Regions from separate parts of the Homo sapiens genome. Here region 2 is linked to region 1. Evidence: chromatin loops called from intact Hi-C (ENCODE). Cell type or tissue: Caco-2. All regions are shown on one strand. Each heading gives the region's core, and the rest is flanking DNA. Links, peaks and the distances in the headings are about the cores only. Region 1 has its middle 17 kb from the start of MIR1321. Region 2 overlaps DACH2 (dachshund family transcription factor 2).

The links. Hi-C counts contacts between places; a loop is a spot of excess contacts. Peaks named below come from ENCODE experiments on the same cell type or tissue, not always from the same donor. Only the 100,000 strongest peaks of a DNase experiment are listed, where the experiment ranks them.
Region 2: it touches region 1 in a loop (15-fold over the local background); 8 of 110 quality-filtered maps call a loop at or near these places.

Annotation. Positions count from the first base shown.
Region 1 is chrX:85,844,340-85,860,833 of GRCh38, reverse strand. It overlaps the pseudogene SFR1P2. Among named protein-coding and RNA genes, the nearest start is that of MIR1321, 17 kb to the right of the region's middle. In Caco-2, for the core only: a CTCF peak has its summit at 9,249 (motif pointing left); a DNase peak (open chromatin) is centred at 9,193.
Region 2 is chrX:86,163,958-86,180,451 of GRCh38, reverse strand. The region is part of intron 1 of DACH2 (dachshund family transcription factor 2); the gene reads right to left. Among named protein-coding and RNA genes, the nearest start is that of DACH2, 24 kb to the right of the region's middle. In Caco-2, for the core only: a CTCF peak has its summit at 8,921; no DNase peak of the experiment used is centred there.

The DNA of each region.
Region 1 (16,494 bases), core at 5,718-13,717:
TTTTCACATCTCACTTACATGATGAGAATCTGAAAGGTTTTTCATATCTGCTTTGTAAATGAGAACCTGAAATGTTTTTCTTTAAGGGGTTTGAGTCCCCAGCAACTCATTTGCAAGAGACAAGAGACTGCTGATGTTCTTTTTATGCAGAAATTATACACTAAACTATGATTTGCTATTGAGTCAAATAATTAAAGCAGACTCACACTTTTTGTCAATTTCAAGTAGTTTCTAAAGTTCCTCAGTAAGGAGACATTAAAAAGATAACAGGACTCTCAAAACTGGCAGCTTATCTGTGAGATTATTAATTAATCAATTTTAAGAAAGATAAGATTAATTGAATTTTTAAATAAATAGCTGTATTATCCTTCAAGCACCTTGAAACTCATACAATATTCACACTTTAAAAAAAATGGTTCCAAATGTTTGAATTTTCTTTAATGATGGCTGTTTAAAAATACTGGTTAAGTGGTTTAACACTTAGTATCCCAAGTCACATTTTGAAGGCTACTTTTCTTTCCATTGATGCACAATTTAGCTTTGGGGCTGCAATGAGATACCCTTGTGGTATAAGTTGCCATGTCTGCTCTTTCTGGTGATGATGACTCCTAGGACAATATGACAGGTAATCATTAGAACCTGGATCCTGGTAGACTGTAGGGTCTTTTTGGTCTATCGTTGAAGGGGGATTTGTGCTTGTAACTCCTATTAATAGGACTTGCATGTGTAAATCTTCCTCCTGTCAATGAGACAGTTGACTCCTAAAAGAAACATTCTTTAGAGGTGGACACTGTAACTGATCTAGAAGCCTCAGTGAATTGTCCTATTCAGGATTTTTATGTGTGGGGAAAAAAATAGAATGAGTGTACCAACTTAGCCGAGCATTTTCTCCAGAACTTGAAAAGGTGAAATACTAGCACTTAATTTTTCCATTTCCATTTCTAAAATATGTTAGAAACTACTGCTCTATGTGTACTATTAACATAGCATTTTTTCTCTTATTTTTAAAAGTAAAATAAGTTTGCCCAAGGTTGTGTTGAAATCACATTTTAATATGTCAATACCATCCTGAAAGTTCTGGAAATTAACATCTTAAAGCTATATAATAAAATCCAGTCTCATAACAATCAAGGAAATGCAGACAAACCCAGGAGATATGTTTTGTTTATCAAGTTGGCAGAATCCCAAATACTGATAATAGCCAGGGTGGTAAGGATGTAGGGGAAAAGACACTCATACATTGTGAGTAAGAAAGTACATAAGTAGGTTACAGCATATTCAAAGGACAATTTGGCAGAACCTGTCAAAACTTTTTTTTGCAGATTATTAAAATGGCATTATTTTTAATATTTACAAATTTTTTCAGTGCCACTTTTAGCTTCAGGCAGTACATATGAAGGAGTATTACATGGGAATATTGCATGATGCTGAGGTTTGGGATATGAATCCCATCACCCAGATAACATAGTACCCAGTAAGTAGTTTTTTTTTTATTATTATTATACTTTAAGTTTTAGGGTACGTGTGCACAACGTGCAGGTTAGTTACGTATGTATATATGTGCCATGTTGGTGTGCTGCACCCCAGTAAGTAGTTTTACAATGTGTGTCCCCCTCCCTCCCTCCCTCCCTCCCTCCTCTAGTAGGCTGCATTGTGTTATTACCATGTTTATGTCTACATGTGCTCAGTGTTTAGCTCCCACTTACAAGTGAGAACATGCTGTATTTGGGTTTTCTGTTCCTGTATTTGTTTAGGATTATGGCCTCCATCTCCATCCACATTGCTGCAAAGGCCATGATCTCGTCTTCTTTTTTTTTTTTTTTTTTTTTTTTTAATGGCTGCATAGCATTTCAAGGTGTGTAAGTACCACATTTTCTTTATCCAGTCTGCCATTGATGGGCACCTGGATTAATTCCAGGTCTTTGCTATTGTGAATAGCACATTGATGAATATATGAGTGCATGTGTCTTTTTGGTAGAATGATTTATTTGGCATCAGAAATGCAAATCAAAACCTATCAAAACTTTAAATACAGATAGCCTTTGGCCAAACACTTTCATTTCTAAAAACCCAGCTTATAGAATGTTTTGTACATGTGCACAAAATACAAGGTTCCACACTATAGCTTTATGGTTTTATTTAATTTTTGAAATAACCTATATGTTCATTAAATGGAGACTGGCTTGAATTGTTAATATAGGCATTTAATAGTATAGAATACTATGCAGCTGCGAAAAGTGAGGTGCATCTGTATGAAATATATCTCCAACATGTTTAAAAACCAAGTCACAGAATGGTAAGTATATATGTGTAAAAATCAAAACCCTGTGTTTATTACATATATATGCCTATCATAGAAAATTTTTGGGAAGTTACATACTAAAATGGTAACTGGTTATGTTGGGAAGAGATTAGTATTCGTAGGAGGAGAATGAAAAGACTTCTAATTCTACATAATTGTTTTAGTTTTCCAGTTTTTTATAACTAGCAAGTATTCACGTATTGTTGTATTTAAAATTTGAATCTGTTTAGTAATCCAACGCCAAGTTCTTAGGTGGCATGTGGGACCTCCAAAAATAGTGACTTCAGACTTTGGGTTACATTGATGTTTTATAAAGTGCAGTTCAGATATGAAAGGTAATAATCAACGGGTGACTAGTTACATAAACTATGATTCATCTCTTACAATGGAGTACTATGCAGTTGTAAGATGGAATTAGGAAACTACTGCTTATGTGATCACCAGAATACACTTTTAAGTGACAGAAGAATATACACAAATGTGCATGTATATCTTCATTTTGTGTGAGAAAGGTAGGGGCATTCCAAAACACATATTTAAATAGTCATCTATTGTGAAAGGGAGGAGGCAGGGTGGAGGAATGGAAGCTAGACCTCTTTGTACCTTGTTTTATAGTTTTGGCTTTGAAACCAAAAGCAATCCGTAAAATGTGAAGCCATTAATAACCATGTATTGAGTTGTTGGCATAACTGTATGTAGAATTAGGTGACTTTAAAGCATTGGTATAGTTTGGATCTATGTCCCCACCCGAATCTCATGTTGAATTGTAATTCCTAATGTTGGAGATGGGGCCTGGTGGGAAGTGATTGGATCATAAGGGCATATTTCTCATGAATAGTTTAGTACAGTCCTCTTGGCACTCACCTCATGATAGAGAGTGAATTCTCACGAGACCTGGTCATTTAAAAGTTCTCTTTTGCTTCTGCTTTCACCATGATTGTAAGTTTCATGAGGCCTTCCCAGAAGCCAAGTAGATTCCAGCATCATGCTTCCTGTACAGCCTGCAGAACTGTGAAACAATAAAACCCGTTTTCTTTATAAATTGCCCAGTCTCAGGCATTTCTTTATAGCAATGCAAAAGTGGACTAATACAAGCATAGTATTTAAGTATATATTGTAAGATATGGAGATGGGTAGAGAACACAAAGAAATCTTAAACTTTATTGAGTGGACTTGATGATAGTGCTAATATTTATTGTGATAGATAATGTTGATGGGATTATTAACATTTAGAACAAGAAAATAATATACAAACAAAGATAAGTAAAAACCCTGTGCTCTTTAGTTTGAATCAGATCAGTGTATGCGTATGCTCAAACTCATCAAATTGTACAGATTAAATATGTGCAGTGTTTGGATTTCAATTATACCCCCCCCCAAAAAAAAATCAATATACACTCAAGATGCAGTTACTTCATTCTAATATATTTTCTAGCTAGAAAATTGGCAAAGGCTACTGGTGTTATGTCAAAAGAACATAAGAACCAATGTGAAGGAACTCCCATTGGTCACAGATAAGGCCATTTGAACATCAAGAGTGAATAATGATACTCCAAAAAGCAAACGAACCTCATTGACCAGCCATGAAGATTGCTAAGGCACTCTTTGTTCTAGAAACTAATAAATAAAGAGAAGGAAGCAATTATCATATATGTCCTGTAAAGACTGTATTTCAGGATATCCAAATAGTTGTTAAAGGAAAGTTCTTGTAGAAGAATCACAATTAATAAATGCATGAGGAATGATAGAATTAGAAAAATCACTGTTTTGTAAACTCAATATAGTATAATAATATACCTAGGCAATGATTATCAATGACTGCTAAAACCTGTAGTTGAAAGGCATCACTCGAACCTACTGATCAATCTTAAAATTATTATAAGTAGAAAGGCAGACATTATAAGTTTCCTTGTGTGTTGAAATAGAAAGTATACAGCATTGCCTAGGAAGAATTCTTGCCAAAATAAAAAAATAAAATGAACCTAAATCTAATCAAGCCTTTAGCTTTAACTACCAGCTTACAGGCATGAGGGGGACAGGAAAGCATGCTAAGTGACATCATGAAGATACAACGTGTAAAATTCTACAGGACAAATGACCCAATTTTATCAACAATTAACTGGCACAGGAAAAAAAATGGAGGAAGCATTATTACAGACTAAAGGAGATTTTAGAGATATCAACTGCAACATGCTGACCTTGTTTTGAACAAATGACATCTTTTTTTTTTTTTTTTTTTTTTAAGATGGAGTCCTGCTCTGTTGCCCAGGCTGGAGTGCAGTAATGTGATCTGGGCTCATTGCAACCTCCGCTTCCCGGGTTCAAGTGATTCTCCTGCCTCAGCCTCCCAAGTAGCTGGGATTACAGACGCAGGCCACCATGCCCAGCTAATTTTTTTCAGCTAATTTTTTTGTATTTTTAGTAGAAACGGGGTTTTATCATGTTGGTCAGGCTGGTCTGGAACTCCTGACCTCAAATGATCCGCCCACCTCAGCCTCCCAAAGTGCTGGGATTACAGGCATTAGCCACAGCACCCAGACTGACATCTTTTTTTTTTTTTAAAGCAAAATCCAGACCGTTTTGAGACAATCAGAGGGAATTGAACATTTACTGGATGATAGTTGATATAAGGAATTCATATTAATAGTGTTGAATGAGAAAATTTTAATTTTTAAAAGATATCTCAGATTTTAAAAATAGATGAAATAAGTAGAACAAAATATTAATGATTAAATACATGATATATGGGGAGTTGTTTCTATTATGTATTTTCTATTGTGTTTAAAATTTTTCATAGTAAATTTTTTAAATGACAGATAAAGGTTAATAATAATATATAGGTTAATAATAATAACCTACCTGTACATTGTTTCTTCCTTTACAACATAACTACCCTCCACTATTTCTGAAAAGGAGGTCCTATAGGATTCAGTTCAGTCCTATATACTTTGTTTTATAATGTTTTGAAACCAGGGACTCTAAAAATCACCTGTTTAAATTTATTACCTTTGATTGATGTCTTCCCAGGCCAGAGGAAGAAAGAGAAAGAGGTAGTGTGGCTGAGCAACACTGGCACAGGGCAAGGTCAGGAAGAATAAACATGTTTACAGAGTCAGCCCCTCTCCCTCTCTCTTCCCCTTAGTTAAAAATTTAAAAATGAAAATGGCATTATTGAGTACCATGGAGTGGAGGGAATTTATAATCTTACGACTTAGATTGCCTACTTTATTATCACCAATCTATGATAAAATTGTTAATGCTTTTTAACCTCTAAAATGTTTCTATCTAGGCAGTCTTTAGACGTTGCAGCATGGAGTCTGCTACTAATTTCCACACATGAAACCTTTTTGATGCCTCACATTTGGACTTGTGACACTATTCTATGAGAATCTGTTGAATATTTTTTTCAGAAACAGCCGAAAATATATATTGTATAATATATGCTCCAATTATCCAGTAAAAAATTCAATCTTTGCCCTATATTAAAAATATAATTTATTGTGAAATGATATATGTATACATTGTGAAATGATTACCACAATCAAGATAATTAGTATATTCATTTATTCAGTTTCCTTTATGTTTGTATGTTTGTGGTGAGAACACTTAAGTTCTACTTTCTTAGCAAATTTCAAATATACAGTACAGTATTATTAACTATAGTCACCACGCTGTACATTAGATCATTTCAAAATATATACATGTATCAAAATGCTTAAACCATAAATATGTGTAATTTTATTTGTCAGTTATATCTCAGTAAAACTGGAAGGATATAAATATAGTTTCACTGTTACTAGCTGTTGCCTTCAACAATTGTCAGTAATGGCACAGTAGATCTATTGTGTTTTTTTTTTAATTTTTTTAATATACTTTAAGTTCTGGGATACATGTGCAGAACGTGCAGGTTTGTTACATAGGTATACACGTGCCATGGTGGTTTGCTGCACCCATCAACCCGTCATCTACATTAGGTATTTCTCCTAATGCTCCCCCTCCCCTAGCCCCCCACCCCCCGACAGGCCCCGCTGTGTGATGTTCCCCTCCCTGTGTCCATGTGTTCTCATTGTTCAACTCCCACTTATGAGTGAGAACATGTGGTGTTTGGTTTTCTGTTCTTGTGTTAGTTTGCTGAGAATGATGGTTTCCAGCTTCATCCATGTCCCTGCAAAGGACATAAACTCATCCTTTTTTACGGCTGCATAGTATTCTATGATGTATACATGCCACATTTTCTTTATCCAGTCTATTATTCATGGGCATTTGGGTTGGTTCCAAGTGTTTGCTATTGTGAACAGTGCCACAATAAACATACATGTGCCTGTGTTTTTATGGTAGAATGATTTATAATCCTTTGGGTACAATTTTGTTTGTCAGTTATATCTTAGTAAAGCTGGAAGAAATAAATATAGTTTCACTGTTAGTAGCTGTTGCCTTCAACAATTGTCAGTGATGGGGCAGTAGATCTATTGTGTTTTTAAATTTATTTTTATTTTTCTTAGAGACAGGGTCTCACTGTGTCCCTGAGGCTGGAGTTCAATGGCGCAATCATAGCTCACTGCAGCCTTGACATCTTAGCCCCAAGCAATCCTCCCACCTCAGCCTCCTGAGTAGCTGAGAAAACAGGCACACGCCATCACACCTGGCTAATTTTCTTTTCCTACTCTTCTTAAGGGCTGAGTGGAGATCATGCCAGTTATTTTTGTCTAACTTGTGCTACCAATGGAACAAGTGAATAAGCCAACTGAAATCTAGGATTTTTAAAAATCAAAGTAGTTGATCCAGTAGAGTCAAAAGATCTATTCATCTTGCTTACACACATGGTAAATTACAATTCATCACTTTTCCTCAATTTCCGCATGCATTTGGGCACACAATCTTACTGATTTTTTATCTCAGAATATCTTCCTGATCACAGCCACCTCCTCTTTATTCCCACGACCCACTGTTATCATTCTCTTTCAGACTATTCTAATGAGTCATCCTGACACCAGGCTCTTCTGTCTACTCCAATACCTATTGAGGTAGAAATCACCTCATTGGTTCCTTCTTCTGCTTACGCATTATGAGAAGGAGGTCATTTAGCATAGGAACACACCACAGATATGTAAGAATGAAGCCGTTAAGTAGGTATCCCCAGCCTGCACCATATGTGGCTGTGACAAGATAGAGCTTGGGACCCTGAGCATAGCTCAGAGGATAGGAAAAAAATTACAGGTAACACTTGTAGTGCCTACTATGTACTAGGCTCTCTTCTGTTAATCTCATAATAACTTGTAAGTAATTATCCTCCATTTTATAGATGAGGACATTGATGAGGAAACTGAAGTGCCGAGAGATAGAATGACATCCAAGGTCATAGTTGGAAAGGCTTGGATTGCTCCTCTGAATTGGTACACATCAAAACATGTTTATGAACTAGTAAATAGTAAGATTCTGTTCTTTCTCATCATAATGAACTACATCTGCCTGTCCTACCAGTGGCAGAGTTTCACCTAAAAATTAAAAACACATAAGAGCCCTGATCATGTCAGTCCTTTAAAACTGCTGCCTATAAAATACAATCTGACCTCTTCAGTATACATGTGAGTTCACCTCCCCAAAATACAAAATATTCCTCTCTTGCTTCATCTCCTGTCATTCTACCTCCCTTCTCACCTCTCACTCTATTCTTCAATCACAATGAACTTCCCACTATCCTCAGACTCTGGCCCATTGCACATATCATTTATTTTTCTAAAATGCCCTAACTCAGCGGTCCTCAACCATTTTGGCACCAAGGACCAGTTTTGTGGAAGAGAATTTTTCCACAGACGGGAAGCAGTACAGGGATGGTTTCAGGATGAAACTGTTTCACCTCTGATCGTTAGGAATCAGATTCTCATAAGGAGCGCACAACCTAGATCCCACGCATGCCAATTCACAATAGGGTTTGTGCTCCTATAAGAATCTAATGCAGCTGCTGATCTGACAGGTGGCAGAGCTCAGGCACTAATGCTTGCTTGCCTGCCACTCACCTCCTGTTGTGCTGCCCAGTTTCTAACAGGCCGCAGACTGGTACAGGTCTGTGACCCAGTGGTTGGGGACCCCTGCCCTAACCTCTAACCTCTCTCTGCTACTACCACACCCCTTTTCTTACAACAAATTTATATTCTGTCTTTAAAATCCAGATGTAGTGTTACTTCGACTGCTAATACTTTGGCAAAATTACTTTTCCCTCTGTGGAACCCACAGTACTGTTCATAAAGTACTTACTTCGTTGGATTCTAAGTTTTCTGATTTTGTTTCTGTCTTCTAGACAGTGAACAACTTGAGTGCAGGGACCCTGTCATTCATCCTTGTGTCCTCAGCACATGACAATGCCTGACTCATTGCCATGCATCACCTGCATAACCCTGCTCCTCTGGCCACAGTAGACTCGTCCTAGGGTGGGGACAGGCCCCTGACCCACTTTGAAATTGAGATCCATAATGAGTTTTAAATTTGCTGGGTGGCTGATACGTACCATGAAACCTCTTTAGCTATAGGCAGCCATATTTTCCACTAGGTGGACAGTAGAGCAGAGAAAATCTGTTTGTAAAGAAAGAAAAAACAGAGATGAGAGACACAGAACTGCCAGGTGAACCTAGAATTGGTTTCTGAGAGCTTTCTAATTCTAATGATACTGGAGGTCCAGTATCATTCCTGCCCTGAGGGTTTGTGATACACTCCTGTATCCTTATAATCAAATCTCCTGCTTTGATGTTCAGAAAACACCACTGGATTTCTGACACTTGCACACAAAATGTTTAAACGAAATACACACTTCTGGGAGATGTCATTTATTAGAACCTCTGAAAATTCCTCTACCTGCTTGAGTGCAGGCACATGATCACCTGCACCAAGTGTAGCAAGCGCATGAGCAAGTGCCCCATCTGCCGGCAGTATGTGGTGCAAGTCATTCACATGTTCAAATCCTGAAAACAAGGATCTCCCAACAGGGAACTTGCCCCTAAAATTGATCCTTAACATTTCAAAGCACAGAAGGGACTAGAAAATTACTCTTAAAAGGCTAAAACTGTTTTTAAAAACTATTTTCACAACTAACTGGGGACAGAAAGGTTCACCCTAAATTGTAGAAACATCGGTCCATACTATACACCTGTCTGCCTGTGGACACACTGGATTTCTTGGGTTCTACCAGGCTTTATTACATGTCCCCTATCGCTCACTGTCGAAGTCAGGCTGTTTACAACGTATGGTCATCAGCTACTGCTCTTTGGAGGACACTTATCCTGTTTTCTTGTTTTCCTTTCATCATTTTTTTCTAACTTAAACTACTCAGATGTTTAAAACGTATGTTCTTTTTGGATGAAATCACTGTCCACAAGTGGCCAACATGAAACATGCTGATCAATGGTCTCTCTTATTATTCATGCATGTCTATATGTGTATGTCTGTGAATGCATTTGTGTACTATGCAAATTTACATTTATACTGATTAGGAAGTGTCATAAAAGGTTCAGGTCCAAAGCTCCATACAGAAGGGACAGTAAAACACCAGCACCATTTATTGAGGAAGGTATCCTTTTCCCTATGTATATTCTTGTCACCTTTGTCAAAAAATCAGTTGGCTGTAAATATGTGGTTTTATTTCTGGGTTTCCTGTTCTTTTCCATTAGTCTATGTGTCTTTTTATATCAATGACATGATGTTTTGGTTTCTATAGCTTGATACAGTATATTTTGAAGTTAGGTAGTATGATGCCTCCAGCTTTGTTCTTTTGTTCAGGATTGCTTTGCCTATTGAGGGTCTTTTGTGTTTCCATATGGATTTGAGGATTGTTATTTCTATTTCTGTAAAGAATGTCACCTCTGATCATCAGGCGTCAGTTAGATTTGCATTTTGATAAGTATTGCACTCAATCTGCTTTGGGCAGTCTTCTTACTTTAATGATGTTAATTCTTCTGATCTGTGAGCCTGGGATGTCTTTTCATTAGTTTGCATCCTCTTCACTTTGTGTCATTAGAATTTTTTAGTTTTCCTTGGAGAGGGCTTTCAAATCCTTAGTTAAGTTTATTCCCAGGTACCTTTTTGTAGCTATTTCAAATGGGATTGCTTTTTTTCAAAATTTTGGTAGGTACATAGTAGGTGTATATATTTATGGGGAATATGAGGTGTTTTGATACGGGCATGCAATGCATAATAATTGCATAATAGAGAATGGGGTATCCTTCTCCTCAGGCATTTATCCTTTGTGTTACAAACAATCCAATTATACTCCTTGAGTTATTTTTAAATGTACAATTAAATTATTATTGACTATAGCTCTCTCGCATGGCCCCACCTTGGGCACAGGATAGATTTATGGCTGCAACTGCATGTGCTTTCTGCTCATGCTGGGGAGAGCAGAGAGGTAAACCAAGATTTCATTTTCAAGATGGAAAGTCAGTCAGACTCAGCTGTGGTTTTGCCTAGTACTCCACAGGCCTTTGTGAATCCATCATCTCCCCGTACAACTAGTTCATGAAAACAACCTATGAGTGCAACACTTAAAGAAAGATTAAGGAAAACAAGATCTTCATTTAATTCCTGTTACAATGTGATAAAACGTCTTAAAGTAGAGAATGAAGAAAACAATCAGAACTTTTCAGAGAAACCAGCGTATTCCACAGAGGAAAACTGTTTGGAATTTCAAGAAAATTTTAAACACATAGACAAGTGAATTTGAAGAAATCACATATTTGAAAAATACCTTCAAGAATATCAATGTGAGTGAATCTCAGTCACTTGATTCTGTGTCATTCAGTGCTCTCCAAAATGAGTTTGTGAATTAGAATCTTCCTAAACAAGAATTAAACGAAGAAAAAGCAAAATTGGTGAAGCAGGTTCAGGAGAAAGAAGACTTTCTTTTGGAGGCGAAATCTTGTCCAAATGTATATAGATCAAAGAATGTTGATCGTCTCAGTTACAGTTGTTAATAAAGAAGTAGAGAAGCTGTAGCCAGCCGTTGCTTTATGAGTTGTAGTCAGCTATGTCTGCAGAGAACAAGAAAGTAAACCTACTCAATTGATAGACCACTATGGATTAGATAATAAATTGCTACACTGTAACAGAAGTGAAGAAGAATTTATAGGTGTTTAATTCCTAATCATTTCTCCAGAATATCTTTGAGAATGACAACTTAATTAAAAGATACTTGTACATTTTAAATGGAAGATAGAAACCATTAGGGCTTAGAGGAAGGTATCCTGATGAACATCAATTTAGGACACTCTACTATATTAATATAAATTAAGTTGTAGAATGAAAATGTAGTATTTGGATAGATTTGCCGAAGAAAATTTGACATTTAATGTAATATGAAAAAAATTCAAATCATGTTGAAAAAATCATTTGGGCAATTCTCTAAACCAGTTTTAATACATTGCTTTGTGTTTTTTGTGGCAAAATGATTTATTTTAAATGCCCAAAATTGTCCAATCTGGTGAATGTCTAAATTTCAAGTGGTCTAAAAATGCCCGCCTCTCTCCTAAGTTTATAAACCTTTTTTCCATCCATTTACTACTACATATTTCCATCTGATGACCTAGCAGGTAATTAAACTCATATGTCCAAATTTTTTTAAAAAATAAAAATAAATTATTATTGACTCTAGTCACCCTGTTGTGCTATCAAATACTAGGTCTTATTCATTCTATTTTTTGTCCCCACCTCCTTCCCACACCCCCATTACTCTTCCCAGCCTCTGGTAACCATCTTTCTACTCTCTATGTCCATGAGTTCAATTGTTTACATTTTTAGATTTCATAAATAAGTGAGAACATATGACATTTGTCTTTCTGTGCCTGGCTAATTTCAGTTAACATAATGACCTTCAGTTCCATCCATGTTGCTGCAAATGACAGGATTTCATTATTTTTATGGCTGAATAATATTCCATTGTGTACCACATTTTCTTTATCCATTTATCTGCTGATGGACACTTAGGTTGATTCCATATCATGGCTATTGTGAATAATGCTAAAATAAACATGGGAGTACAGATATCTCTTCAATATACTGATTACCATGTTTTTGGATATATACCCAGCAATGGGATTGCTGGATCATATGGTAGCTCTATTTTTATTGTTTTGAGGAACCTCCAAATTGTTCTCCATCGTGGTTGTACTAATTTACATTCCCACCAACAGTATACGAGTGTTTCCTTTACTCCACCTCCTTGCCATCATTTGTTTGTTTGTTTGTGTGTTTTGTTTTATTATACTTTAAGTTCTGGGATACATGTGCAGAACATGCAGGTTTGTTACATAGGTATACATGTGTCATGGTGGTTTGCTGCACCCATCAACCCGTCATCTACATTAGGTATTTTTCTTAATGCTATCCCTCCCTTAGCTTCCCCATGACAGGCCCCAGTGTGTGATGTTCCCCTCCCTGTGTCCATGCGTTCTCATTGTTCAACTGCCACTTATGAGTGAGAACATGCGATGTTGGGTTTTCTGTTCCTGTGTCAGTTTGCTGAGAGTGATGGTTTCCAGCTTCATCCATGTCCCTGCAAAGAACATGAACTCATCCTTTTTTATGGCTGCATAGTATTCCATAGTATTCCATAGTATTCCATGGTATATATGTGCCATATTTTCTTTATCCAGTCTATCATTGATGGGCATTTGAGTTGGTTGCAAGTCTTTGCTATTGTGAATAGTGCTGCAATAAACATACATGTGCATGTGTCTTTATAGTAGAATGATTTATATTCCTTTGGGTATATACCCAGTAATGGGATGGCTGGATCAATTGGTATTTCTGGTTCTAGATCCTTGAGGAATTGCCACACTGTCTTCCACAATGGTTGAACTAATTTACACTCCCACCAACAGTATAAAAGTGTTCCTATTTCTCCACATCCTCTCCAGCATCTATTGTTTCCTGACTTTTTAATGACCGCCATTCTAACTGGTGTGAGATGGTATCTCATTGTGGTTTTGATTTGCATTTCTCTAATGACCAGTGATGATGAGCTTTTTTTCATATGTTTGTTGGCCACATAAATGTCTTCTTTTGAGAAGTGTCTGTTCATATCCTTCGCCCACTTTCTGATGGGGTTGTTTTTTTCTTGTAAATTGGTTTAAGTTCCTTATAGATTCCAGATATAAGCCCTTTGTCAGATGGATGGATTGCAAAATTTTTCTCCCTTTCTCTAGGTTGTCTATTCACCCTGATGATAGTTTCTTTTGCTGTGCAGAAGCTCTTTAGTTTAATTAGATCCCATTGTCAATTTTGGCTTTTGTTTCCATTGCTTTTGGTGTTTTAGTCATGAAATATTTGTTCATGCCTATGTCCTGAATGGTATTGCCTAGGTTTTCTTTTAGGATTTTTATGGTTTTAGGTCTTACATTTAAGTCTTTAATCCATCTTGAGTTAATTTTTGTATAAGATGTAAGGAAGGGGTCCAGTTTCAGTTTTTTGTGTATGGCTAGTCAGGGGCTTATAGATAAAACTCCCATCTCCCTGGGACAGAGCACTTGGGGGAAGCGGCAACTGTGCGCACAGCTTCAGCAGACTTAAATATTCCTGCCCGCTGGCTCTGAAGAGAGCAGTGAATCTCCCAGCACAGCGCTGGAGCTCTGCTAAGGGACAGACTGCCTCCTCAAGTGGGTCCCTGACCCCTGTGCCTCCTGACTGGGAGACACCTCCTGGCAGCGGTCAACAGATATACAGGAGAGCTCCAGCTGGCATCTGGTGGGTGCCTTTCTGGGACGAAGCTTCCAGAGGAAGGAACAGATAGCAATCTTTGCTGTTCTGCAGGTTCTGCTGGTGATATTGAGCATTTGTTATTGCCTGTCTTTGGTATTGCTTTTTCAGTTAGTTTCTTATTGTTGTGTAGAAATGCTGTTGGTTTTTGTATGTTTATTCTGTATCTGAAATTTTACTCAGTTTCTTTCTCTATCCTAAGAGCTTTTTGTGGAACCTTCAGGTTTTGCTATATATACGATTATGTCATCCACAGAGAGGGACAGTGTGACTTCCTTTTTTTCCTATTTGGATACCTTTCATTTCTTTCTATTTCCTGATTGCTCTGGCCAGGACTTCTAGTAGTATGTTGAATAGGACTGGTGAAAGTGGGTATCCTTGTCTTGCTCCCGTTTTTAGAGGAAAGGCTTTCAGGTTTTCCCCATTCAGTATGTTGTTAGCTGTGGTTTTGTCATAAATGGCCTTTATGCTGTTGAGGTATGATCCTTCAGTGTGTAGCTTGTTGTGAGTTTTTACCATGGAGGGATGCTGAATTTTGTCAAATGCTTTTTGTGCATCGGAGTATATAATCACATTGTTTTGTTCTTCATTCTGTTGATTATTACATCAACATTTATTGGTTTCCATATCTTGAAACATCCTTGCATCCTGGGGATAAATCCCACTTGATCATAGCGTATTATCTATTTGATGTGCTGTTAGATTCAGTTTGTTAGTATTTTGTGGAGAATGTTGTGTCCATCTTCATCGGGAATATTGGCCTATAATTTCTTTTTTGTTACATTATTTTCTGGTTTTGGTATAGGGTATTTCTGGTCTTGTAGAATGAGTTAGGAAGAATTCCCACCTTTTAAGTTTTTTGGAATAGTTCAAGAATAAATGGTGTGAGTTCTTCTTTGTAATTTTGGTAGAATTCAGCAGTAAAGCCAGTCCTGGGCTTTTCTTTATTGCGAGACTTTTAATTACTTATTCAATCTCATTATTCATTATTGTTCTATTCAGGTTTGCTATTTATTCTGCATTCAATCTTGGTAGGTTGTAAGTATCCAGGAATTTGTTCATTTCCTCGAGGTTTTCCAGTTTATTAACATATAGTTAGTTGTTCATAATAGTCTCTAATGAGCTTTTGTATTTCTGTGGTATCAGTTATAATGTCTCATTTTTAATTTCTGATTTTATTTGTTTGGGTCCTCTCTCCTTTTTTTAGTTAGTCTAGCTAGCAGTTTAGCAATTTTGTTTATCTTTCAAAAAACCAACTTTTTGTCTTGTTGGTCCCATATATATATATATATATATATATATACACACACACATATATATATATATATACACATATGTATATATATACACACACATACATACATACACATATATATACACACACACACAGTATATATGTATTTTTTGTAATACATATACATTTGTATATATGTAAAATATATATGTATTTTTTTTCTTCTGAATTTTGCCTAGTTCTCCTCTGTTCTTTGTTTTGTTTTTCCATCTGCTAGTTTTAGGTTTAATTTATTATTGCTTTTCTAGTTCCTTGACACACATTGCTAAGTTGTTTATTTGAAATCTTTCTACTTTTTTGATATGGTGTTTATTGCTATAAACTTCCTTCTTAGCATTGCTTTTGCTGTATTCCATAGGTTTTGATATGCTTGTATATTGTTTCTTCTTTCCCTCCCTCCCTCCCTCCCTTCTTTCCTTCCTTCCTTCCTTCCTACCTTCCTTCCTTCCTTCCTTCCTCCAGAGGTGCTAGGACTACAGGCATGTGTCACCATACCTGTCTATTTTTTATATTTTTTGTAGAGACAAGGTCTCACTATGTTGCCTAGTATGGTCTCAAACTCCTGGCCTCAAGTGAGATTCCTGTCTCAGCCTCCCAAAGTGCTGGGATTGCAGGCATGAGCCACTGCACCTAGCCTCCATTTTCATTTATTTCAAGACATTTTTGATTTCCTTCTCTATTTCTTCCTTGACACAATGGTTATTCAAGAACATGTTGTTTAATTTCCATGTATTTGTAGTGTTTCCTCTTGTTATTGATTTCTACTTTTATGTAATCGTGGCCTGAGGAGATACATAATATTTTTTTTTGAGGGAGAGAGAAAGAGAAGGGAGTCTTGCTTTGTTGCTCAGGCTGGAGAGCAGTGGTGTGAGTGTGGTTCACTGCAGCCTCAACCTGCTGGGCTCAAGCAATCTTCCTACCTCAGCCTCCTAAGTAGCTGGGACTACAGGTGCATGCTGCCACAACTGATTTATTTATTAATTTTTGTGTAGCAACAGGGTCTTGCTTTGTTGCCCAGGCTCTTCTCAAACTCCTGGCTTCAAGCAATCCTCAAGCAATCACACCTCCGTCTCCCAAAGTGCTGGAATTATAGGCATAAGCCACCGCACCTGACCAGGATATGATTTTAATTTTTAAAAATGTGTTGAGGCTTGTTTTG
Region 2 (16,494 bases), core at 5,512-13,511, 320 kb before region 1:
CGGGAGATGGTTTGCATTATATTTTTTAAAATACTCCAGAGTTGACTGTAAAAATGTTAAAGCACTGAATTCAAATCAATAAGACTATATTAAAAGGACCTGAACATTATGATTGCTGACTCTCACAAATGTACCCATAAGAAAAAATTTTGAGAGGTTCTAAAACATCTACAGTAAACTTATATTATTTCTATGGCCTGATTTACTGATTTATCATGATTTATTTCACATTACTATAAGAACCATATATATATATATATATATATATATATATACGGTTTAGCATGGTTGCTAGGGGACATTAATAGTATTGTTTATCATTATTATGGTTACTATTAATATAATAATTATGTTGGATAAAGACACAATATATGTATTAAATGTAATAATTATGTCCGCAACTAAATAGGACTAATGTGCTAAAAACTCTTCACAATCAGTGTCTGGAGGCAGAAGCACAAAATCAAGGCAAGATCTTGCAAATACATATTTGGAATGATGCTTTGGAACTGAATCCTGAATCCCTCAGTAAGGGGACTATATTTGTTCTGGGTTTGCATGTCCTGACTGATTAATTTCTCAGGAAAAAAGAAAGGACTGCTTTTCGTTAAGCAATCTTTTCTTTAAAGGAATAGTCTGAACAACTTAGTGTATGTTCACAATCAAGGTGCAATCTCATTGCTTTACCGTATATTATCCTGCATGGATTAAAAGAGCAAGCCAGCTCCTTCATTGGGTGAGATAATAAATATCCTACTTTCCTTGAGTGCTCAAAAATGCAGGAAATATAACATTTGCCTTACTAAAAATGTGAAGTTAATATCAAAAAACTTGTCATCAGAGATAAGGAATTATATTTCCTGCCAATAGATGACATGTGTCAGGTATATGGATAGTACGTATTAGCCTTCCCACCTCTTCTTGTGTCAAATACATAGATTCATCTACTACACATTACTGTACCTTCAGTGGTTTCATTGTTAGCTCCCATTTTCTGCTTCCTGCATTCTTCTCTCTCCTGATTCAAAACCATTGCTTTAACACATCATTCCTAATTAGATGATTAGTGCTTAGAAGGGCAGGAGATAAGTTATTTGCATAATTTAATCATAAAAAGAAGGTAAAGATACAGATTTTGCTGTTCGTTCATACAACTATCTTCTTCAGCCTGGGGGGCTGAGATATTAATGTGATTAAACAGTATTTCTGCAAACAGGCAACTGTGTGTGCCCTATTAAAGCAAGGCTGGAGGCAAATGAAAAATTAATTTTAGAAGACAATCAATTTTATTCTACATGACTGTAATAAATAACGGTCCATCTGCAGACAACTCATTAAGCCTTGGGAGGGTACATGTGTCACAAACTCTAAATGACACACAAGACTGAATTTTCCACAACAGAACTAGTAATAAATGGCCTACCAGCTGCCATATCAGCCTAGAAAGTCAACATACAAGAATTTCCTAGAAAATGAAGTGCACACAGTGTCATTCAGTCAACCAGTTAATTTAGTCTTGGTTGCAAACATTTCTGAAAACTGTTTCATTTTATTCTGCAATTTGCTCTTTTTCTTGTGTTATGAATGTACATATATGTGTGTGTTCACATTTCTTGGTGTGAGCACCAATTTCAGAAATAAGAGCTAATGTTCTATGATCTTATTGTGTCAAGCACTTTATGTACATGAGGCTTATTAATCTTAAAAACCTCATGATTTATGTAGCTAATATTATTCCCATTTTTAGATGAAAAAACTGAGGCTTAGATGGTCATACATCTAGAAAGTAGAAAGCATTAATATCAGAACAACTGTGCCTGAGACAAAACAGTAATTTTCTAGGCTTCTATTTAGGGGTATGTTATTCTGACATACCCTTAAAGTATAGCAATAGATTTTCTTAAAATATGAACACTTCCCAGAATAAATACATTTAATTATAATAAATCATAGTTACACTGTCAAACCAACAAACTGAAAGCATTTTCAGTACTTACATCCATGTACTATGTTTGGCACTGTGAATGATAAAATGACATATCAAACTGTTCCTGAAGTTGAAGAATTTACAAGCTAGTTTTCGGAGAGAGAAAACATAAACACTTTAAATCCTAACAATTTATACAAAAAAAGAGATAGGCTGTCTGCAGATAAAAGTTCACAGAAGCAAGGGATCAACCACGCACCATGAGAGAAGTCTTGATAGAGAAGATAAGACTTCAGCTAGATCTTTAAAGATGGTTGTTCTGAGCAAAAGCTTGAGTAGGGCAATTACTCCTAGAAAGGAATCACAACCTCACATTTTCTGATAACAGTTTCCTCAGGCAATTACATCAGTGCACTTCCATTCAGTTTTAACAAACCTGCCAATGATTCTTCCTTGATAAAATATTCATTTGAAGTTCTAATGTCATCGGATTTCAAATATCAGGAAGGATGAGTACTTTGTTTTTTTGTTTGTTTGTTTGTTTTACTTTGCTTTTGTATAGTAGAGGTCAGGGTCATAGTGCCTCAAACAGTCTTTCTACAACACTTAGGACAACCTATCCTGATTGAGATAACCCCGTGTTTAGTGCATACATATATCGCTTTTCAATGCTAGATAAAGAAGGGAAACAAGATTTCTTAAATCAATCCCACAAAACTAAAATTTTAACAATAAAACTGCCTTCTTTCTCCCTAAACAAGAGTCTTAATAGCAGATGTTACTACATATGGCTTCCCTCACTATTCTCCAGCTGCAGAAATTAAAATTCACTCAGAATCAGTGATAGGATCTAATGGGAGTCTGCAAATGCTGACCAAAACCTCCTTTCCAAATACTCTATTAAGATGCCAGGTGAATGACTGGACAAGCCCCACCAGAGAAAATTTGTTTCCTAGGTAATCAGCAAGGAGTCAAGATTGAGATAGCCAACTTCTCAACTTTGCTCTGCAATGATTTCACATGAGAACCTGATTTAAAGCTTAACTATTTCTTCATCACCAAACCTCTAAGGTCACAGAAATCCCAAGAGTAGTCAAAGACTAGCTGTGAGAAGTGGTGACTACAGCAAGAGCTGTTTAAGTAGCTTCCATGTGAGGTTAATAATGAATGACTCAGAAAACAGCAGGTGTCAAAAATATATACTGATTTGGTTTCTGCCACTTTGAATGCATTATGAAGCATCTATGAGTAAAGGATCATGACTATTTCTAAGTTCTTCACTGTATCTAACAGATTTGTAGTACTCTTTATAAGATAGTTATGTGCTGCCACAGGGTGACTACAGTCAACAATAATTTATTGTACATTTCAGATTAACTAAGAAAGTATAATCGGATTATTTGTAACACAAAGAAAGGACATATGCTTGAGGTGATGGATACCCCATTTACTCTGATGTGATTATTATCCATTGTACGCCTGTATCAAAATGCCTCATGTACCCCATTACACACCTAATATGTAGCCACGAAAATTAAAACCAAAAACTTTAAAATAGTAATGTGCTAAAACAAGAGTGAGAACTTAATTTACTCTTCCTGAATATATGACGTACTAATAAGATCAACAAACACACCAATAACATTGCCAGTATGAAATCAGTTTATAATAAATTACAGTCTTCCATTGGAAAATAATGTTAACACTAAATGATGTAAAGCAAATATATTCAATTATTTGGAAAATGTTATTTTCACAATATTCTTCAGACAGCTTCACTGAAGCACAGCATGCCCATGACAAATCAGAGATTATTAGCATAAATATTCAAACCTTCATATCATGGTGAATGTGGATTAGTTTGAAAACAATACCTTCAGTCAAGTTCTCAGAGTTCTTAATTCCAACAACTTTAATTTTTAAATTTTAGAAATTAAGAATCATTGTTTAACAACGTAAAATCTGATAGTATTATTATATATAGTACAAAATTTTAGATACATTGACCCTCTCTTAATCCTTAGCAACTTCAATAAACAATGCACACGTGGAGGATATTACCAACACTCTAGCCTTTCAGTTTCTTGACCTCCTCTCCTCCAAGGGTCTTGTCCTCTGCGCTTCAGTCACTCAAGCCCATATCCTAACCTTTTTAATTACCAATAACTGCAACTCTTCCATATTCTTAATTTGGTGCATCCTACTCTCTGACCACCAATATCTCTTTTATTCATTCCTTCTAGTACTCCAACAATCCTTTGGCCCCTTCTTGGAATTCCAGTTCATTGAAAATACCATCACTGCCTCTCACCTCCTTGATATCTTCTTTCTACCTAAATGATTTAAAATGTATTCTCATTCACTACATCACCTTTTGCATAAACCCTCAATTCTTCTGCCCCTCTTGCTTTGTTATACTCATACTGCTTAGCAAAACCACAATTCTAATTAAATACTATTATTTGCCTACTTTGCACCAGTACTGACACAGCTTTACGTGGTGAAATTAAAACACACAATCACATTGACCATTTTGAATTTATGACCACGACCTTAATGGGCACTTAATGTTGCCTGGCAATCATACTAAAGTTTTTTTAATAATTTACTCTAATACTTACCCAGATAGCTATTTCACAGCAATACCTCCTTTCCAATCCTCACTTTGAAATGATGACCTTGTTGCCCACTTCATTGAGAAAATTGAAACAATTAGAAGAGGACTTCCACAGCGACCCAATACTGTATCAACTAGAATCTCCATCTATATACTCTGCCTTCCCACCTGTTAATGTAGATGCACTAATCTTGCTTCTGTCTAAAGGAAGATACTTCTACTTGTACATCGGATCCCATCCACTCTTTCCTATTCAGGAATATCACTTCAGCAATACTCTTCTGTCACACAACATTAATTTCATTTTTACTTGATTATTCCTAATAGCATATGCTGTTATGTCTTCCACCATGATAAAAAAATAACCTCATGACCCCCTCCCCTCACATCCACTGTTTTCACACTACTTCCTGCCAACCCTAAGTTATTTGCTATCTTTGCAGCAAATCCCTGGAAAGAGTTGTTGATACTCCACTTCCTCTCCTCTTATTCTTTCTTAAACACATGCCACTCAAACTTTTCATTCCCACTTCTCTATCAAAACTTTTCTCATAGAGATTACCATTGACTTTCATTGCCACATCCAATTGCCAATTCTCATGTGACTTATTAACAGCATTTGACACAGCTGATTATTCCCTCATTGTGGATATGTTGTTTTTGATTAGCTTTCAGAACATAATTCTCTCTTACTTTTCCTCTTATCTCACTGGATGTTCTTTGTCAGGCTCTTTGCTGATTCCTCCTCTTCTCTCTGATCTCTTTAGGCCAGTGTGACCCAGGACTCAGTCCTTGAAACTCTACTCTTTTCTATTTACAGTCATTCCTCTCCTAAGCATATATCTCCTGTCCAGACATCTATCCCAAGCACTGAACTTGTATATCTAATGCCTACTCTACATCTCTACTTAAAGAGGTAAAAGACACTGGGCATGGTGGTTTACACCTGTAATCCCAGTGCTTTTGGAGGCTGAGGTGGGAGAATCACTTGAGCCCAGGAGTTCAAGATCAGCTTGGGCAAAATAGCAAGACCTCTTTCTCTACACAAAAAAATTAAAAATAATTAACTGGGGATGGTGGCATGTACCTGTAGTCCTAGCTGCTCAGGGGGCTGAGGCAGGAGTATAACTTGAGCCCAGGAGTTCAAGGCTGCAAGGAACTATGATGGATCATGCCACTGCACTCCAGCCTGGGCAACACAGCAAGAACCTGTCTCTAAAAAGAAAAAGAAAAGAATTGAAGAAAGCTTTTCAAACATGCTTATAATTTATGTCTAATAGTTTGCATACTGATCCCATAAAGACTACATTTATCTTCACACCTCATCACAGAAGTTTCTTAGTTCAATATTTATTCTACAAATGTTTGCTGACCATCAACTATGGGCAAAAGGCTCTGTCCTATGGAGAATACAAAGATCATCAACCATAGTATCTGAGATCAAGAATATTACAATCTACATAGGGAGATTTTTAAAAATAGGCTGGGCATGGTGGCTAACACCTGTGATCCCACCACTTTGGGAGGTGAAGGCAGGAGGATCGCTTGAGGCCAGAAGTTCAAGAACAGCCTGGGCAACATAGTGAGACTCAGGTCTCTAAAAAATAAATTATTTAAATTACCTGGCCATGGTGATGTTTGCCTGTAGTCCCAGCTACTCAGGAGGCTGAGGCAGTATGATCGCTTGAGCTCGGGAATTCAAGGCTACAGTTAGCGATGATCATGCCACTGCACTCCAGCCTGGATGACAGAGCAAGACCCTGTCTCAAAAAAAAAAAAAAAAAAAAACAACTGTACTCTTGAACTCTGCCACCTGACCTACTCTACCTCCACCTTCCCCCCCAACTAAATGAAGGAAACTTCAGCCTCCCAGTTGTATATGCCAAATTCCTGGAGTTGTTCGTGACTCTTTTCTTTCTCTCACACCCAGCATCTAATTCATCATGAAGTGCTGTTGGTTCTACCTTCAAAACCTATCCAGACTCTGACCAATTGTTATCACCTCTACTCTACCACTATGGTCTAAGCCATTGCCATCTCTCTCATTGTTCACTGCAATAGCATCCTGCTTCTACCTTTGCCTTATATGAGCCTATTCTCAACCTAGCCAGAGCAATCCTTTCAAAATCTAAGTCAGATCCTCTTATACTCCTGCTTAAAACACTGCAATAATCCATTTCATTCAGGAAAAAACCAAAGTCTTCAAAATGGCCTAAAAGGATCCATGTGGCCAACTCCCCAATATTACCATTATGATCTCTTTCCTACTCCATTATGAACACTCTCCCCTCATTCACTCTTGAAGGCTTCTTAACATTCCTCAAACCTTCCAGGTATGCTCCTGGCTTCTGGTCCAACTGTTCTCTCAGTTTGAGACACTTTCCCCAGATTCTACTTGCCTAACTCCTCTCCCTTTCAAGACTGTGAACAAATCTCACATACTTAATGAAGCCTACAATGCCCATCCTATTTAAAACTGTAACTGACTCCAATCCTCCCATACCCTTACTTTGCTCTACTTGCTCTATTTTTCCATAGCACTTACCACTTCTAACATGTAATATAATTTCCTACTTTGGTATGCATATTGTTTATTGTCTTCCCACATCCACAATACCATACACTAGAATATAATCTCTTTTTCAACGGAAGAGGTCTTTGCCTGTTTCTTTTTAATAGATGTATCCCAAGCACCTAGAAGAGTGCCTGACACAGAGTACACCCGATAACTATTTGATGAGTAAATGAATGAATGATAATCTTTTTTATATGTGTATATGTTTTCTCTACAATAAGATTAAAATCTTTCTGAAAGCATCCACAGATCCTAGCATAGTATTTTGGACACAAGGGACAATTCATATTTTCCTAGTAACTGGATCCCAGTTTTATACTTAAATTTTATGCTTCAATATTATGCTGTTGTCTCTAAACACTTTCTTGAATTATAAGTCCTTTTACTTTTTCTTTCAAACTATTAAGTTTTTGTTGATTCCCAAAACCTTTCTGTAAATGCATGTGGAATTGAGTCTCCATTCAAGGGATCTTTGTTAGTGTATTTCTGAAGACACTATCATTAAAAGGCAGTATTTCCTATCAGGACATGCACCTTAAAGAAATTACAGTGAAATTCCTGTGTAGTGCTTCTCTCTTCTTCTACTTTGTTTATCCCTAATTCCCACCACTAGATTTTCCATAATTCCCTTACTATATAGAACAATCCACCACCTAATTAAATTTGTTTGCTCAAGCCCATCATTCAAGAGACAGCATAGAGAGGATAATGTACCAGAGGAGGCACAACAGAAGACTTAGATTCAAGAATTGGCTCTGCCTGTAATAGACTGTGAGGCCTCAGGTAATTCATTTTACTTGCCTACATTTCCATTTTCTCACTTACATTTCAGATGGGGTGACCTGCCTCATAGGATTGTTGTGAGAATAACCTCAGATAGTGTGTGAATACACCTTGCAGCCTGAGAACTGCTGCAGACCATGAGATACTATTACTTCCTAGAAGCATTATCGGCTTCATTATCACAATGGATGATGCTGATTTAACATTGAGTAAAAAAAAGTCTAAATGAGATTAAGTGATCTCCAAACATGCCTTGTTGTAATCAGCCATTTATTTATAAAAATTTAGAAATTTCACCACAAAATTATAAAAACAGACACTTCTAAGGATCAGATTTAATGAGCCAGTATATGTGAAAGCACTATATAAACTATAAACCTTGATAGTAATTTAAACTTTCAGATATAGTTTTAGACAAAAGGGTTGTAGTAAATACTTAAACTTTACTTAATTACAAAAGTAACAAAAATGGCATGCTGGTGTTCTTGAATTCAAATTGTAATGTTCATTAAATAACCTCGAATGCAGTTGTTCAAATTACTCCCTGAAATGCGAACTTAGTTAGTACTGAATACAATAAGAACTTCACACGTGTACCCAAAGGCAAATTTTAATCCTTTTAAAAAAACCTCATTCTCAAGGCAAAGCAAGGTAGCCGAATAGAAAGCTATGCAAGTTAACAACTATCTACACAGAAAAAAAACCTTCATAAGAACCAAACATCAAGTGAGCACTCATAGTATCTAATTTTAACTTCATATCACTGAAAGAGACACCGAAGAGATAGAAAAAAGTCCTGAATTGCTAATGCTACCCTTCCCCAATCCCCCAGCAGCAACAGCAGCATGTGGGTCAGAGAGCATCTCTGGGTGCTGGGAGAGGGAGAACACAGCAATTGTGAGGCACTGAACTCAGTGCTGTCATGTTAGAGCAGACAAATCCCAGACCAAACTCGTCTTACAGCTGCCCATAGAGGGCGCATTTAAACCAGCCCTAGTAAGAGGGGAATCCCCAATCCCAGCTGTCCAAACTTGAGCCATCAGCAAACCTCACCACTGAGGGCCAAAGTGCTCTCAGTCTCTAAGTAACCTTGAAAGGCAATCTAGGCCATAAAGACTGCAACACTTAGGCAAGTCCTACTGCTGAACTAGGCCCAGAGACATGGACTGGGGGTGGTTGCGGGGGAAGGCATGGGCATGACACACTGAGAGACCAACTGGGACAGCCAAAGGAGTGCTGGCATCACCCCTCCCATAACCCCAGGCTGCATGGCTCCTGGTTCTGAGAGACACCCCTTTCCTTCCACTTGAGGAGAGGAGAGGGAAGAGTGGAAAGGACTTTGTCTTGCATTTAGAATACCAGCTCAGCTACAGCAGGATAGGGAACCATTCACCATGTGAAAAGAAAATAAATCTTGGGGCCCCAAAATCATTAAACTAAAAGGAAAAGTCAAGCTGGGAGCTGCATAGGGCCAACCAGCCTCCCATTCTATTCAAAGTCATCTCTCTGCTCACTTAGATAGATGCATATCTGATTGCCTCCTTTGAACAGGCTGATCAGAAATTCAAAAGAATGCAACCCTTTGTCTCTTACCTAGCTATGATCTGGAAGTCCCCTCCCTACTTCAAGTTGTCCTGCCTTTCTGGACTGAACCAATGTACCTCTTAAATATATTGATTGAGGTCTCACGTCTCCCTAAAATGTAGAAAACCAAGCTCTGCCCTTATCACCTTGGGCACATGTCATCAGGACCTCCTGAAGCTGTGTCACAGGCGCATGCTTAGCCTTGGCAAAATAAACTTTCTAAATTGACTGAGACCTGTCTCAGATATTTTGGGTTAACAACGACAAGCTGACTAAAGAGTCCTTGGGACTTAAGAGAACATCAACAGTAGTCTGGCAGTCCTCCTTGTGGCCTAGGGTGGCAGCAGCTATGGAGTGAGCCTCCTTTGCATTGGCAAAGGGGCAAAAAGAATGGGAAAGACTAAGTCTTGTGATTTGAGGGCCAGCTCAGCCACAATACAATAGAACACCAGGTAGACTTCTAAGGGTTTTGACTGTAGTACCTGAATCCCTGACAGCACCTCTGGGCCCACACTAGGCCAAGAGGACCTTGCCGTCCTGAAGGGAAGAACACAAGTCATGCTGGCTTTGTCACCCGTTGAATGTAGAACCCTAGGGCCTTAAGCGAACAGAGACAGTAGCCAGGGAGTTGTTACAGCCGAAATTGGGTAAGAACCAGTGCTGTGATGACTTCAGATCTGACCCAGTGCAGTCATAGCGGTAGTGGCAACAGGGGTGCTTGTGTCACTCCACCCCCAGCTTTAGGTGGCTCAGAACAGACAGAGAGAGAGAGATGCTTTTTGTTTGGGAAAAAGTAAGAGAAAAGAACAAGAGTCTGTGCCTGGTAATCCAGAAAATTCTCCCAGATCTTGTCGAAGACCATCAAGGCAGTACCTCTACGAGTCTGCAAGAACCACAGCAGTACTAGACTTGGGGTGCCCTTGAAGCAGACACAGCTTAGATCACAACACCCAAGTCTTTTCAAGTGCCTGGAAAGCCATCCTTCTTGGGATGGACAAATAAGCCCAGTGAAGACTACAACAAATACCTAACTCTTCAACACCCACACATCAAAGAACATCTATTAGCATCAACATCATCCAGGAAAACATGACTTCACCAAATGAACTAAATAAGGCACCATGGACCAATTGTGGAGAAACAGGTATGTGACCATTAACATAGAGAATTCAAAATAGCCGTGTTGAGGAAACCCAAAGAAATTCAAGATAATGCAAAGAAGGAATTCAGAATTCTATCAGATACATTTAACAAAGAAATTAAAACAATTGAAAATAATCAAGCACAAATTTTTGAGTTGAAAATGCAATCGATCAAGCAGAAGAAAGACAGTGAGCTTGAAGACAGGCTATTTGAAAATACACAGAGGAGACAAAAAAAGAGAATACGAAACAATGAAGCATACCTACTGGATCTAGAAAACAGCATTAAAAGGGCAAGTCTAAGAGCTACTGGCCTTAAAGAGAAGACAGGGGTAGAGATAAGTGTAGAAAGTTTATTCAAAAAGATAATGGAGAATGTCTCAAACCTAGAGAAAGATATCAATATACAAGTACAAGAATGTTATAGAACACCAAGCCAATGTAACACAAAGAAGACTATCTCAATGCATTTAATAATCAAACTCCCAAAGGAAAAAGAAAGGATCCTAAAAGCAGTAAGAGGAAAAAATGACATAAAATGGAGCTGCAATATGTCAGGCAACAGACTATTCAGTGGAAACCTTACAGGCCGGGAGAAAGTGGCAGAACATATTTAAAGGGCTGAAGGAAAAATGCTTTTACCATAGAATAGTATATCCAGTAAAAATATCCTTCAAACACAAAGGAGAATTAAAGACTTTCCCAGACAAACAAAAGCTGAGGGATTTTATCAACATCAGACCTATCTTATAAGCAATGCTAAAGGGAATACTTCAATCAGAAAGAAAAGGACATTAAAGAACAATAAGTAAGGGTTTGGAAGGTACAAAATGCACTGGTAATAATAAGCACACAAAAAAACACAGAATATTGTAACACTGTAAATGTGGTGTGTAAACTACTATTATCCTAAGTGAAAAGACTAAACAACGAACCAATGAAAAACAATAACACAACATTTCAAGACATAGTCAGTACAATAAAATATAAATAGAAAAAACAAAAGGTTAAAAAGCAAGGGGACAAAGTTACGGCATAGGGTTTTTATTAGTTGTCTTTTTTTAATGCAAAGTGTAGTTTTTTCAGCTTAAAATAATGGGTTATAAGATAGTATTTGCAAAGCTCATGGTAAACTCAAACCAAAAGACATGCAAAAGAGACACAAAAAATAAAAAGCAAAAAACTGAATTATATCACCGAGAAAGTCACCTTACTAGACGAAGAAAGGAAGGAAAAAAAAGACAAGAAAACAAATAACAAAATGGCAGAAGTCCTTATCAAGAACACTGAATGTAAATAGACTAAACTCTCTGATCAAAACACATAGAGTGTTTGAATGGATGAAAAAACAAGACCCATTGATCCGTTGCCCACAAGAAACACACTTCACCTATAAATACACACAAAGACTGAAGCTAAAGGGATAGGAAAAAATATTCCATGTCAATGGAAACCAAAGAAGCAAGGGAGTCACTATATTTATATCAGACAAAATAAATCTCAAGACAAAATCTATAAAAAGAGACAAGGAAGGTCACTATATAATGATAAAGGGGTCAATTCAGCAAGAGGATAAAACAATTGTAAATAACTGTGCACCCAATAATGGAGCATCCAGCCATATAAAGAAAATATGATTAGAGCTAAACAGAGAGATAAACCCAAATTGAATAATAAGATTTCAACACCTTACTTTCAACATTGCACAGATCTTCCAGACAGAAAATCCAAAATGAAACATCAGACTTAATCTGCACTTTAGACCAAATGGATCTAATAGACAATTGTAGAATATTTCATCCAAGAGCTGCGGGATACACATTATTTTCCTCAGCACATGGATCATTCTCAAGGACAGACCATATGTTAAATCACAAAACATGTCTTAAAACATTCAAAAAACTTGAAATAATATCAAACATCTTCTCTGACTACAATGGAATAAAACTAGAAATTAATATCAAGAAGAATTTTGGAAACTATACAAATACATGGAAATTAAGCAATATACTCCTGAACGACCAGTGGGTCAATAAAGAAATTAAGAAGCAAACTAAAATTGTACTGAAACAAATAATAGAACCACAAAATACCAAAACTATGGGATTCAGCAAAAGCAATAATAAGAGGCAAGTTTATAGCTGTAAGTGCGTACATCAAAAAAGAAGAAAAACTTCAAATAAACTATCTAACATTACACCTAAAAGAATTTAAAAAGCAAGAGCAAATCAAACTCAAAATTAGTAGAGGAAAATAAATAATGAAAATTGGGAAAGAAATAAAATTGAAATTTTAGAAAACAAAAGATCTATAAAACAAAAAAATTGATTTGTTAAACAAAACTGACAAACCTTTAGCCAGACTAATTAAGAAAAAAAGAGAGAAAATCCCAATAAATACAATTAGCAATGAAAAAAGGAGACATTACAATGGATACTGCAGAAATTCAAAGGATCATTCATGGCTACTATGAGCAACTATATGGCAATAAATTGGAAAATCTAAAAGAAATGAACAAATTCCTAGATACATACATACCAAGATTGAAACAGAAAGAAATCCAAAACCTGAACAGTTCAATAACAAGTAATGATATTGAAGCAGTAATAAAAATTCCCCCAGTGAAGAAAAGCTTGGGACGTGAAGCCTTCACTGATAAATTCTACCAAACATTTTAAAAAGAACGAAACCCAATACTACTCAAACTATTCCGAAAAATAGAAGAGGAGGGAATACTTCCAAACTGAATTTATGAGGCCAGTATTAACCTGATACCAAAACCAGACAAAAACACATCAAAAAATGAAAACTACAATCCAATATCTCCTATGAATTTGATGCAAAAATCCTCAGCAAAATACTATCAAAACAAATTCAGGAATACATTAGAAAGATCAACATGACCAAATGGGATTTATCGCTGGGATGCAAGGCTGGTTCAGCATATACAAATCAATCGTTTTGACACATCATGTCAACAGAATAAAGAATAAAAACTATGTAATCATTTCAAATAATGCTAGAAGAGTATTTGGTGAGTCCAACATCCCTTCATGGTAAAAAGCCTCAAAAAACTGGGGATAGAAGGAATATATCTCAACAAAATAAAAGCCATATATGACAGACCCACAGCTAGTATCATACTAAATGGGGAAAAACTGAAAGCTTTTCTTTTAAGATCTGGAACACGACAATGATGCCCACTGTCATCACTGTTATTCAACATAGTACTGGAAGGCCTAGCTAGAGCAATCAGACAAGAGAAAAATATAAAGGGCAGCCAAATTAAAAAGGGAGAAGTCAAATTATCCTTGTTTGCAGATGATATGATCTTATATTTGGAAAAACATAAAGACTCCACAAGAAAGTTGTTAGAACTGATAAACAAATTAAGTAAAGTTACAGAATACAAAATCAACGTACAAATATCAGTAGCATTTCTATATGCCAACAGTGAACAATCTGAAAAAGAAAAAATTCTAAAACTTATATGGAACCACAAAAGACCCAGAATAACCAAATCTATTCTAACCAAAAAAGCAAAACTAGAAGAGTTTTATTACCTTACTTCAAATTATACTATAGAGCTATAAGGAACCAAAACAGCATGTTACTGGCATAAAAACAGACATATACACCAATGGAACAGAATAGAGAACCCAGAAACAAATCCACAAACCTACAGTAAACTCATTTTCAACAAAGGTGCCAAAAATATACCCTGGGGAAAAGACGATCTCTTCAATAAAGAGTGCTGGGAAAGGTGGAAATGTATATACAGAGGAATGAAACTAGATTCCTATGTCTCACCATATGCAAAAATCAAATCAAAATGGATTAAAGACTTAAACCTAAGACTTTGAACTGTGAAACTGCTACAAGAAAACTTTGGGAAAGATCTCCAGGATATTGGTCTGGGCAAAGATTTCTTGAGCAATACCCCACAAGTATAGGCAACCAAAGCAAAAATAGACAAATGGGATTGCATCCAGTTAAAAAGCTTCTGCACAGCAAAGGATACATTTAACAAAGTGAAGAGACAACCCACAAAATAGAAGAAAATATTTGCAAACTACCCATGTGACAAGGTATTAATAATCAGAATATATAAGGAGCTCAAACAACTATATATGAAAAAAATCTAATAATCCAATCAAAAAAATAAGAAAAAGATTTGAGAAGACATTTCTCAAAGGAAGACATACCAATGGCAAACAGGCATATGAAAAGGTGCCCAACATCATTTGTCATCAGAGAAATGCAAATCGAAATTACAATGAGATACCCTCTCACCCCAATTTAAATCGCTTATATCCAAAGGACAGGCAATAATAAATACTGGTGAGGATGTAGAGAAAAGGGGACCTTCGTACATTGTTGGCGGAAATGTAAATTAGTACAATAACTATGGAGAACAATTTGGAGGGTCCTCAAAAATCTAAAATTTGAGCTACCGTATGATCCCGCAATACCACTGCAGAGTATATACACAAAAGAAAGGAAATCAGTATATCGAAGAGATACCTGCACTCCCTTGTTCATTACAGCACTGTTTACGATAGCTAAGATTTGGAAGCAACGTAAGTTCCATCAATGGATGAATGGATAAAGAAAATGTGGTACACAATTGCCCCAAAAAGAATAAAATACCTACGAATACAGTGAACCAGGGAGGTGAAAGGTCTCTACAATGAGAATTAGAAAACACTGCTCAAAAAAAATCAGAAAAGATACAAATGGAAAAACATCCCATGCTTATGGGTCAAAATAATCAATATCATTAAAATGGCCACAATGCCCAAAGCAATTTACAGATTCAATGCTATTCCTATCAAACTACCAATGACGTTCTTCACAAAACTAGAAAAAAAAACTATTTTAAAATTTATATAGAACCAAAAAGGAGCCCAAATAGCCAAGGCATTCCTAAGTAAAAAGAACAAAGCCGGAGGCATCACATTACCCAACTTCATACTATACTACAGGACTACAGTAACCAAAACAGCATGGTACTGGTACAAGAACAGACACACAGACCAATGGAACAGAATACAGAACCCAAAAATAAGGCCTCACACCTACAACCACCTGATCTTTGACAAACCTAACAAGGACAAGCAATGAGCAAAAGACTCCCTATTCAATAAATGGTGCTGGGATAACTGGCTAGACATATGCAGAAGACTGAAGCTGGACCCCCTCCTTACACCATATACTAAACTCAACTCAGGATGGATTAAAGACTTAAATGGAAAACCCAAAACTATTAAAATCCTGGAAGACAACCTAGTCAATACCATCCTGGACATAGGAACGGGCAAAGATTTCATGACAAAGACACCAAAGGCAATCGCAACAAAAGCAAAAATTGACAAGTGGAATCTAATTAAATTTAAGAGCTTCTGCACAGCAAAAGAAACTATCAACAGCATAAACAGACAACCTACAGAATGGGAGAAAATATTCACAAACTATGCATTTGATAAAGGTAATATCAAATATCTATAAGGAACTTAAGCAAATTTACAAGAAAAAAACAAACCACTCCATTAAAAACTGAGCAAAGGACCTGAACAGACACTTTTCAAAAGAAGACAGACATGTGGCCAACAAGCATATGAAAAAAGCTCAATATCACTGATCATTAGAGAAACCAAATCAAAACCACAATGAGATACCATCTCACACCAGTCAGAATGGCTATTACTAGAAAGCAAAAAATAAATAAATAAATAACATGCTGGTGAGGTTGCGGAGAAAAGGGAACACTTATACACTGTTGGGCAGAGTGTAAATTAGTTCAACCATTGTGTAAAACAGTTTGGTGATTCCTCAAAGAGCGAAAAGCAGAACTACCATTTGACCC